Regions from separate parts of the Homo sapiens genome. Here region 1 is linked to region 2. Evidence: chromatin contacts called from ENCODE Hi-C or POLR2A ChIA-PET data. All regions are on one chromosome and are shown on one strand. Each heading gives the region's core, a stretch centred on a gene start or an enhancer-like site at or near the end of the contact. The rest is flanking DNA. Distances are from core to core; before and after follow the strand shown. Region 1 holds the start of PRDM11 (PR/SET domain 11). Region 2 has its middle 43 kb from the start of PRDM11.

Region 1 (3,917 bases), core at 469-2,968, 43 kb after region 2:
TCATCTCTTGGGCAGACCAAGACCTGCCTGAAGGATCTTGTCATTCTAATCGTGGAACCCCTCCCCCAACCCCCGTCCCCCAGTACCCGACACTCTGCCTGGCACCAAGCAGAGAAATACTCAGGAAACTTACAGTTGCATTGAACCTCATATAACGATAGGGTTGTTACTGTCTCTTGAGCATCTACTGAGAGCAGCTGGGTGCTGGGCCCTTTAAATACACTCTCATGGCTCCTTACACAGAGCCAGGAACGTGGGTATTACTGTGCACCACTTTGCAGATGTGGGAAATAAAGGCTCAGAGAGGTGAAGCCAGTTGCTCCAGATCACACAGCCAGTAACAGGCATGAGATTCCAAGAAGCTGTGTTTGTGACGCCAGAGTCAAGGGAAACAAATGATGTGGTACCCACAGTGCTCCCTCCCTCATCACCCCCACCGCCTCCAGCTCCACATCCAGATTCCAAAAGCCATGAGCACCCCCATCTGACCATGAACGCCCATCTGACCATGAACGCCCATCTGCGGATCGCCAGCAGCAAGGTTGACACGGAACTCCTTCCGCCTTGGGAGGAGGCTTCCCTGGGGTAGTACCCTCTGGGGGCCGTCTGGGCAACTCTTGCAGGGCTTCGTGGATGTTTGGGGAAAGCACTGGACAGCGCCTCGCCCAGGTGCCTTCCTGGGAATCACCAACTGGGGTTTACTGCCCCAATTTTGGAGCTTGCACAGAGCATCCTCCCTTGGTAGGAGAGACGTCGCCATTGGGCCACAGGACTTGTAGAGGACGCCACGAGAAAGGGGTTGATTGGGGAATGGTTGTCCTGGTTACGCCACCCTGCAGTGTCCCTTGCCCTCCTCCAAGGCTTCCAGCCCCATCGCAACCTGTCAGTTTTCCAGGCGCTCAGGAAAGCATGTCAAGCACTCAAGCACTCTGTGACAATTCCACCCCCGGCCCAGTCTTTCCCTCTTCACCCCCTCTCTGTGATGTCGAATCCCATTTCACAGATGGAGAAACTGAGGAATCGAGCAAGTGAATGCCGCTTAAACATCTTTTCCAAGCCAGCCAGGGACCAGCCCCTCCAGTTCTCAGAATCTCTCTCCCTCTGTAACATATTTTGACTTGAAGAACATGTGCGATTCGTGACTACAAAACCGCAACCCCACATAAAGAGTTAATATTTTTAACGAACCCCAAGCCCCTCACCCTCAGCCTTCGCGGGACGCCTGCGTCTCGCAACTTCAGTTTGTATCTCCAAACTGCTGAGCATTCAAAGGGTTAAATGGGACCGGGAGGGGGCCAGCCGCGGAGCCCTGAAAGGGTTAAAAATCCAAACGCGTCGACTCCCCCCGACTATTTGGTTCCAAATGGACAGCCACGCGACCGGGAGAGCCAGGGAGCCCCCCTCACAATGACTTTATTAAAATTTGAGAACTTTTACTTCTGACCCCAAAAAAGTATCCCAGTTCGAAAGTTCTCTCTTAACCTTTTCTTTTTTTCATCTATTTTTTTCTCGATTTCTCCACGGGCTGGATTATAAAACGCTCCCTCTCCCTTTGGGTTTGGAGAGCCGGGTTCCCCCCTCCGGGCAGGGCGCGGGCCTAAGGGGCCCCGGGAGTTTTCTCCGGGGCCGGGTCGGGACGCGGCTGGTGAGTCCCGGCTCCGGCCCCTGAATTGGGGGGTCCGCGTCTGCCCCAAACGCCGCTTTCTTCCGTTTTCCATGTCATTTCCTGTACTAATAAGATGGTGGTCAAAGCAGGGGAGGAGAGCAGCAGCGAGTCGCCGCCGCCGCCGCGCCGAGGCTGGCGCTGAAACTTTGCCTCGCCGGGGACCAGCGCGCCCGCAGCGCGGCCGCTCCCTCCGCGGGGGCCGCCAGCCGAGGCCGCGCCGCCTCCGCCGAGCCGCCCGCCGGGCCGCTCTCGCCGCCCGGGCCCCGCGGCTGCCGCAGCATTCCCGGGAAGGTGAGTCAGCCCCGGTAGCCAATGTGGCCATTGAAAATGGCTTCGGAGAGCGCTCGGCAGTTTGCCAGCGAGCGCGGGGGCCGCCGGTGCGGGGGCCGGGAGCGGCGGCTGGGGGCGGGGGCGGCCGGGGGTCTCGGCGCGGGCGCGGGGCGGGGGTCCGGACGGCGCCGGCGCGGGGTGGGGGGCGGCCCGCCGTGGCCGCGAGGTGGGTGAACCCTCGGCAGGTAGCTGCCGCCGCCGCGGGAGCCGGGGGCCGCCCTCCGCCTCCTTCCTCCCAGCTCGCTCGCTCCTCGCCTTGTTACAATGTAGCCTTTTCTCTCCGCAAGCGGCGCGCCCGCTGACGGACGTGGCCGCCGACCAATGGGAGTGGCGGCCCGGGCCGAGCGCTCGGAATGAGAACGCGGTGACACGGACGGGGCGGGGCGCGGACGCCGACGCCAGAGGGCTCGCCGCGGCCGCCGGCCTAGTTCTCGCGGACGCCCTCGGCCCCGCGCCGGGGGCTGCTGCGGGGTGCTCGGGGATGAAGGTGGGAGGCGTCCTTTGGGATGCGACGAAGCCTTCTCCATCGCGGTTCGCGATTGCCCGCGAAGCGTGGCCGAGCCGGAGGGCATTTCTGGAATGCGTTTTAAGTGTCAGTTGCGGTGTAGACTCTTCGGGAAACCTCTCCGGAGCGTAGCCTCCACCCCCCACTCGCAGTCCCCAAGGTACTCTCCTATGCAGAAACTGCAGAAACTTAGCGGCCAATGACCTCTCTCCGGTCAAGGCCAGCGTGCTCTAGGCGAGTCGCTGCAAAGAGAATACCAATGTCTTGGGCGATGCTGGTGAAAAATTGCTGGTGTGTGTCTAGAGCCCAGTTGGGAGATGGGGGCTTAGAACCCCCCAGGCTGGGCTGGGATTTAGGGGAGAAAAATGTGAAACGTCTCCTCTTTCCTAGACGTTTGCTTCGTGTGGAGAAAGGCTGTGCTGTATAATTTAGAGTGGCTGTAAGGAAACACACCCAGCCCTTTGTGCGTGGGGCCAGGAGGCAATGATGAGAGATTGCTCTTGGTACCTGGAAACCCTATAAACTTTGGGGGTTTGGGGACAGAAGAATTTTCTGTGGAGCATGATGCCTGTAGCAACCAAGCTGGTCCTTGCCCACATTTCCTCTTGGGAGGGAGGAAGGTTCGGGCTTTCCTAGGGTCATTGTTGGAGGTGTAGGGTCGTAGTTGGGGAGCAGGGCACAGTCTTTGCCCGCCGACTCTCTGAAAGGTGGACAAGCAGAGTTCTATAGGGCACGTGTAGAAACCTTCCCTTCTGGGAATAGAGCCCAGACCTCTTGCTGTATTCAGTTTAATGGAAAGGCTTTCTCTCTTTGAATTCTACCTCCTCCTCATAGTCACTGTCTGACTTTGGACTTCACATCGTTGTCTTTGGCCTCTCTGAGCCTTGTGTCTCCATCCCTGAGTCCAACAAAACCTGCCCGGCAAGGAAGTTGTGAAATTAAATGAGATAGCAAAGATGAAATGCCTGTTCCAGGGCCTGGCATACTGTTTAAGAAGTGTTCTCCCCCAGAATCACGGCAGAAGGTACTGACCTGGGAATATCAGAATTGCCCCCACAGACCCCACCGTGGTCCATCCAGTCTCAAACTGACAGGGCCCCAAGGAACAGCTGGTGGCAGGGTCTCGTTTCCTTCCCTGGTGACGTTCACAAAGATGAGGGACTCCCCTCAGTTGTCCTAGGAGTCCTAGATTGGTCATGATAGCCATCACCTCTGCACTTATGGACTCATTTGACCTGAGTTACAGTTCTGTCGTCTAGACTTCTTGGGTTGATGTGTTCCATCAATTTCTTCTCCTTGGTGTCAAGTAGGATTTCTCCTATTTGGATCTGCCCTCTCCTGGACTTACAGGGAGTTTCCCTGGTTCCAGGTTGTTGGCAAGTATAAAGTAAAGAACACTGGGGTAGGAGTCGGGAG
Region 2 (3,620 bases), core at 155-2,654:
GGGCTCAGAGCTGGAGGCTGAGCGGAGGAAGAAGAAGGCGTTCAGGGCTCAGAGCTGGAGGCTGAGCGGAGGAAGAAGAAGGCGTTCAGGGCTCAGAGCTGGAGGCTGAGCGGAGGAAGAAGAAGGCGTTCAGGGCTCAGAGCTGGAGGCTGAGCGGAGGAAGAAGAAGGCGTTCAGGGCTCAGAGCTGGAGGCTGAGCGGAGGAAGAAGAAGGCGTTCAGGGCTCAGAGCTGGAGGCTGAGCGGAGGAAGAAGAAGGCGTTCAGGGCTCAGAGCTGGAGGCTGAGCGGAGGAAGAAGAAGGCGTTCAGGGCTCAGAGCTGGAGGCTGAGCGGAGGAAGAAGAAGGCGTTCAGGGCTCAGAGCTGGAGGCTGAGCGGAGGAAGAAGAAGGCGTTCAGGGCTCAGAGCTGGAGGCTGAGCAGAGTCACAGGCTCTTTGCCGAAAGCCTGTGTGACCTGGGCCGATGTGTGTTTAATGATCCCCAAAGGCTCTTCCTGTCTTAGTTTCTGGAAAGCTGGCTTTCCCGGGGAGATGCTAGCTGGACACAGATGAGGAAAGACTAAAGTTCAGCCTTGCAGCACTCCCTGGGGCCGGCATGAGGGGAAGCACCCCAGCTGGGGCCCCAACACTGCCCTCTGCAATCCAGCCACTCCCAGGAAGGGAGTAGAAGAGCAATAACGTCTTCTGTGGGAGCCTCCTTCACACCGTGCCACAGCCTCCTTCCCCCATACCACCCCAGTCCATTAGGTCCAGCCCCCCTTGCACCGTGCCACAGCCTCCTTCCCCCCTGCCATCCCAGTCCATTAGGTCCAGATGACCTGTGACACACACCCTGGGCCCCCAGCCCTGTGCTGGCCGCCCTGGTGGATGCTGGAAACGCCAGGCGAGCCTCTGGCCACAGAAGGTGGTGCCTGGCCCATTGCACAGGGGCAGCCAAGGTAATCAGTTCAATGCCAGAGCAGTCAGGGAAGGCTTCCTGGGAATGGCAGCAATTGGGCTGGGCTTGCCAAGCTGATTAGTGTGAACTGGTCGACCGAGGAAGGGAGAGCAGGCCTGATGTACAGAAGAGCAGATGCAGAGAGACAGGCAGGACTGTTTACCCTGGAGGGGGAAGGCCCACTCACTGTGTGGGCAGGAAGCTGACTCAGAGTGTGATGAGAGTAACAGAGAACCCAAGTCTCTCTACTCCCAGCCCAGTGCTCATATAATCGTGAGCCCTAGCCTTGCATTTTCATTCTCTTGTCTGGTCATCACTGGACAGTTGCCTCTGCCATGTCTACTGGACAGGACTCAGGATGGTCACCAGCAGCTTTCCCCTGCATCCCTCCCCAAAGCCCAGAAACCCTGACCACCCCGCCGGGCCTGCCTCCTCCCCGGCCTTGGAGCCCAACCTGGACTCTGCAGTTGGTCCTTTGGCGCCATCTGATGGTAGACATATGAAACTACAGCAAATGGGGGGACTGGTGAAGGAGGAAAAGTTGGAGGAGGAAGAGGAGGAAGATGAGAGGGAGATGAGGAAAGAGGAAGAGGAAATAACTTGTATAGCCTATATGGATCACCATGTGCTTTGGTAGAGACAGAAAAATCTAGGCCCTACCGTTTTGCAGCTTTGTGACTTTGAGCAGTTCACAGTTCCTCCCTGAGCCTCAGTTTCCCCATCTGTAAAACCAGGAAAAATAACCCAAACTTAAGTGTTAACCTTTGGCAGGGTATTGACCAAGAGGGAGCTTGAGGGGGCCTTTGAGGGTGTCAGAAATACTTCTGTCTTGATGGTCACACGGTTTTAAAAAGTCATTGAGTTGTACACAAAGTTTGTGTACTTTACTGTATATATAATATATACATTATATGTAATACTATATATAGTATATATAATATAAACATATAATATATAACATATATATTATATATAAATTATATATATAAAAATTATACCTCAACAAGAAAGGAAGCAATAACACTAATCTACCTTTAACGGTGAAAACCAAGAGAAATCATGTAAGAAAGGGGCTTAGCTCAGGGCCTGGCACCAAGTCAGGATGCATTGAGGGCGATGGTTATCCCTGCTGTCACTCAGCACTTTCAAATATAGCTGTGCTTTATTTTGCAATGACCCTGTAAGTTGACTTACTTTTTATAGCTGAGGGATTGAGGCTTGGTGAAAACTTGCTCTAGATGATCTAATTCCGTGCCCTAGACTTTTTCGCCTGGGCATAGCCCTCAAGCTAGGATAGGCTGAGCAGGGCCCAGGGCAACAGAGCTGTGTGGACAGGCTAGCCCTCAAGGGCCACTGCACCTGGCAAAGCACAAGACCAAAATGTTGTCCACTTGTTCCCAGGAGACCTGGCTCTTCCAGGTGATGAGGCACCAGAGGAACTTCTCTCAAGAAAGCAGGCATCAGCTGGCCAGAAGGAGTAAGGGCAGAAGAAGGCAGCAGGGCAGCACAGGGCACAGGGCTGGACAGGCAGATCTGGGTCTGAATTCAGGATCCTCTGGATGAAAGGGGGCAAGCTGCTTCTCATCCATGGGGGTCGGGTTTCTCATCTGCAAAATGGGGACGAGGACACGTGCCCTTCCTGCTGCTCAAGGTTGCTGTGATAGCTGAGTGAGACCATGGAGTGAAGACTCTGGTCCTCCTACTGACCTTACAGGATGGGCAAGAGCCTCTCCATTTTGCAGATGAGGAAACTGAGGCACAGACACTTCAGACCCCACCCAGCTATGACCCATCTCCCACCTGGGACCTCAGCCCCAAGGTGACTCATGGCAGAAACACAGCCCAGGGAAGAGGAACAAAGGTTTTGGGGGGAGGTGGCCTAAAACCTGCCCAGAAACCTCAGTGCTGCAGATGACACAGAACCACCAATACGGCTAAAGGGACTGGGTGGGGCACTTTAGAAAAGCAATAGGAATATCATCCCAGCCCTGAGGTTAATTCAGATCGGGGACCCAGAGTTGGGTTCTCGATGCCTTGTGATGTCCAAGCAGCTTCCCAGGCCTCCTTCCTTCACGGAGCTCCTGGGACCATCTCCTCCTCCTGCATCCTGGACAGGGGTCATGTAATTCCACCCCATTCCCATCACGGGGCCAGTGGCCCCATGTCTTAGTCTGCTTGGGCAGCTATAACAAAAATACCATAATCTAGGTGGTTTACAAAGAGCAAACATGTATTTCTTATAGTTCTGGGAGCTGGGAAGTCCAAGATCAAGGTGCCCCAGATTTGGTGTCTGGTGAAGACCCACTTTCTCATGTACAGATGGCACTTCTTGCTGTATCTTCACAGAGTATAAGTGATGAAAGAGCTCCCTCAGACCTATTTAATAAGGGCACTAATCCCAGTCAACTGTCCTCATGGCCTAATTGCCTCCTCAATGCCCCACCTCCTAATACCATCACATCGGTGATTAGGTTTCAATGTGGGAATTTGAGGAGTACACATTCAGACCATAGCACCCCATGACCTACCTAAGGCCACCCAACTGGTCATAGCCACCAGGTGCTGCAAAAGCCTTGAGCTCATCTAGTGAGAACCCTCATCTATCAGAGAGGGAAAGGGCTTGTCTGAGGCTGCACAGCAGAGCTGGGACTGGAAGCCAGACCTCTGCACACCAGGCCTCGAGG

What was found. A loop is a pair of places that touch in the nucleus more often than their neighbours do. ChIA-PET counts read pairs that join two places held with the same protein, here RNA polymerase II (POLR2A). Pooled maps may share reads with other maps.
Region 1: a map of dorsolateral prefrontal cortex shows a loop between it and region 2 (3-fold over the local background). The contact joins the promoter of PRDM11 here to the enhancer-like site in region 2. A Hi-C loop is called at or near these places in 4 of 168 maps with a recorded cell type or tissue (CD4-positive, alpha-beta memory T cell, dorsolateral prefrontal cortex and naive thymus-derived CD4-positive, alpha-beta T cell), 3 of 37 single-sample maps with no recorded cell type and 10 of 50 pooled maps. POLR2A ChIA-PET finds 5 or more read pairs at or near these places in 2 of 52 experiments (T-cell and activated CD4-positive, alpha-beta T cell).

The regions. Positions count from the first base shown.
Region 1 is chr11:45,144,921-45,148,837 of GRCh38, forward strand. PRDM11 (PR/SET domain 11) reads left to right here and starts at 1,719. Exons shown (of 8, transcript NM_001384648.1): 1 at 1,719-1,957. It overlaps LOC105376652 (a long non-coding RNA gene), which reads right to left and starts at 1,863. Exons shown (of 6, transcript XR_931241.3): 1 at 134-1,863. RefSeq lists silencers at 2,120-2,199, 2,280-2,469.
Region 2 is chr11:45,101,872-45,105,491 of GRCh38, forward strand. It overlaps a transcript of PRDM11 not described here. Among named protein-coding and RNA genes, the nearest start is that of PRDM11, 43 kb to the right of the region's middle. RefSeq lists an enhancer at 1-391 and a silencer at 1,187-1,481. Within about 2 kb of position 1,405, at least 7 of the 41 ENCODE cell types and tissues checked have a DNase peak (open chromatin) inside an H3K27ac peak, as active enhancers do.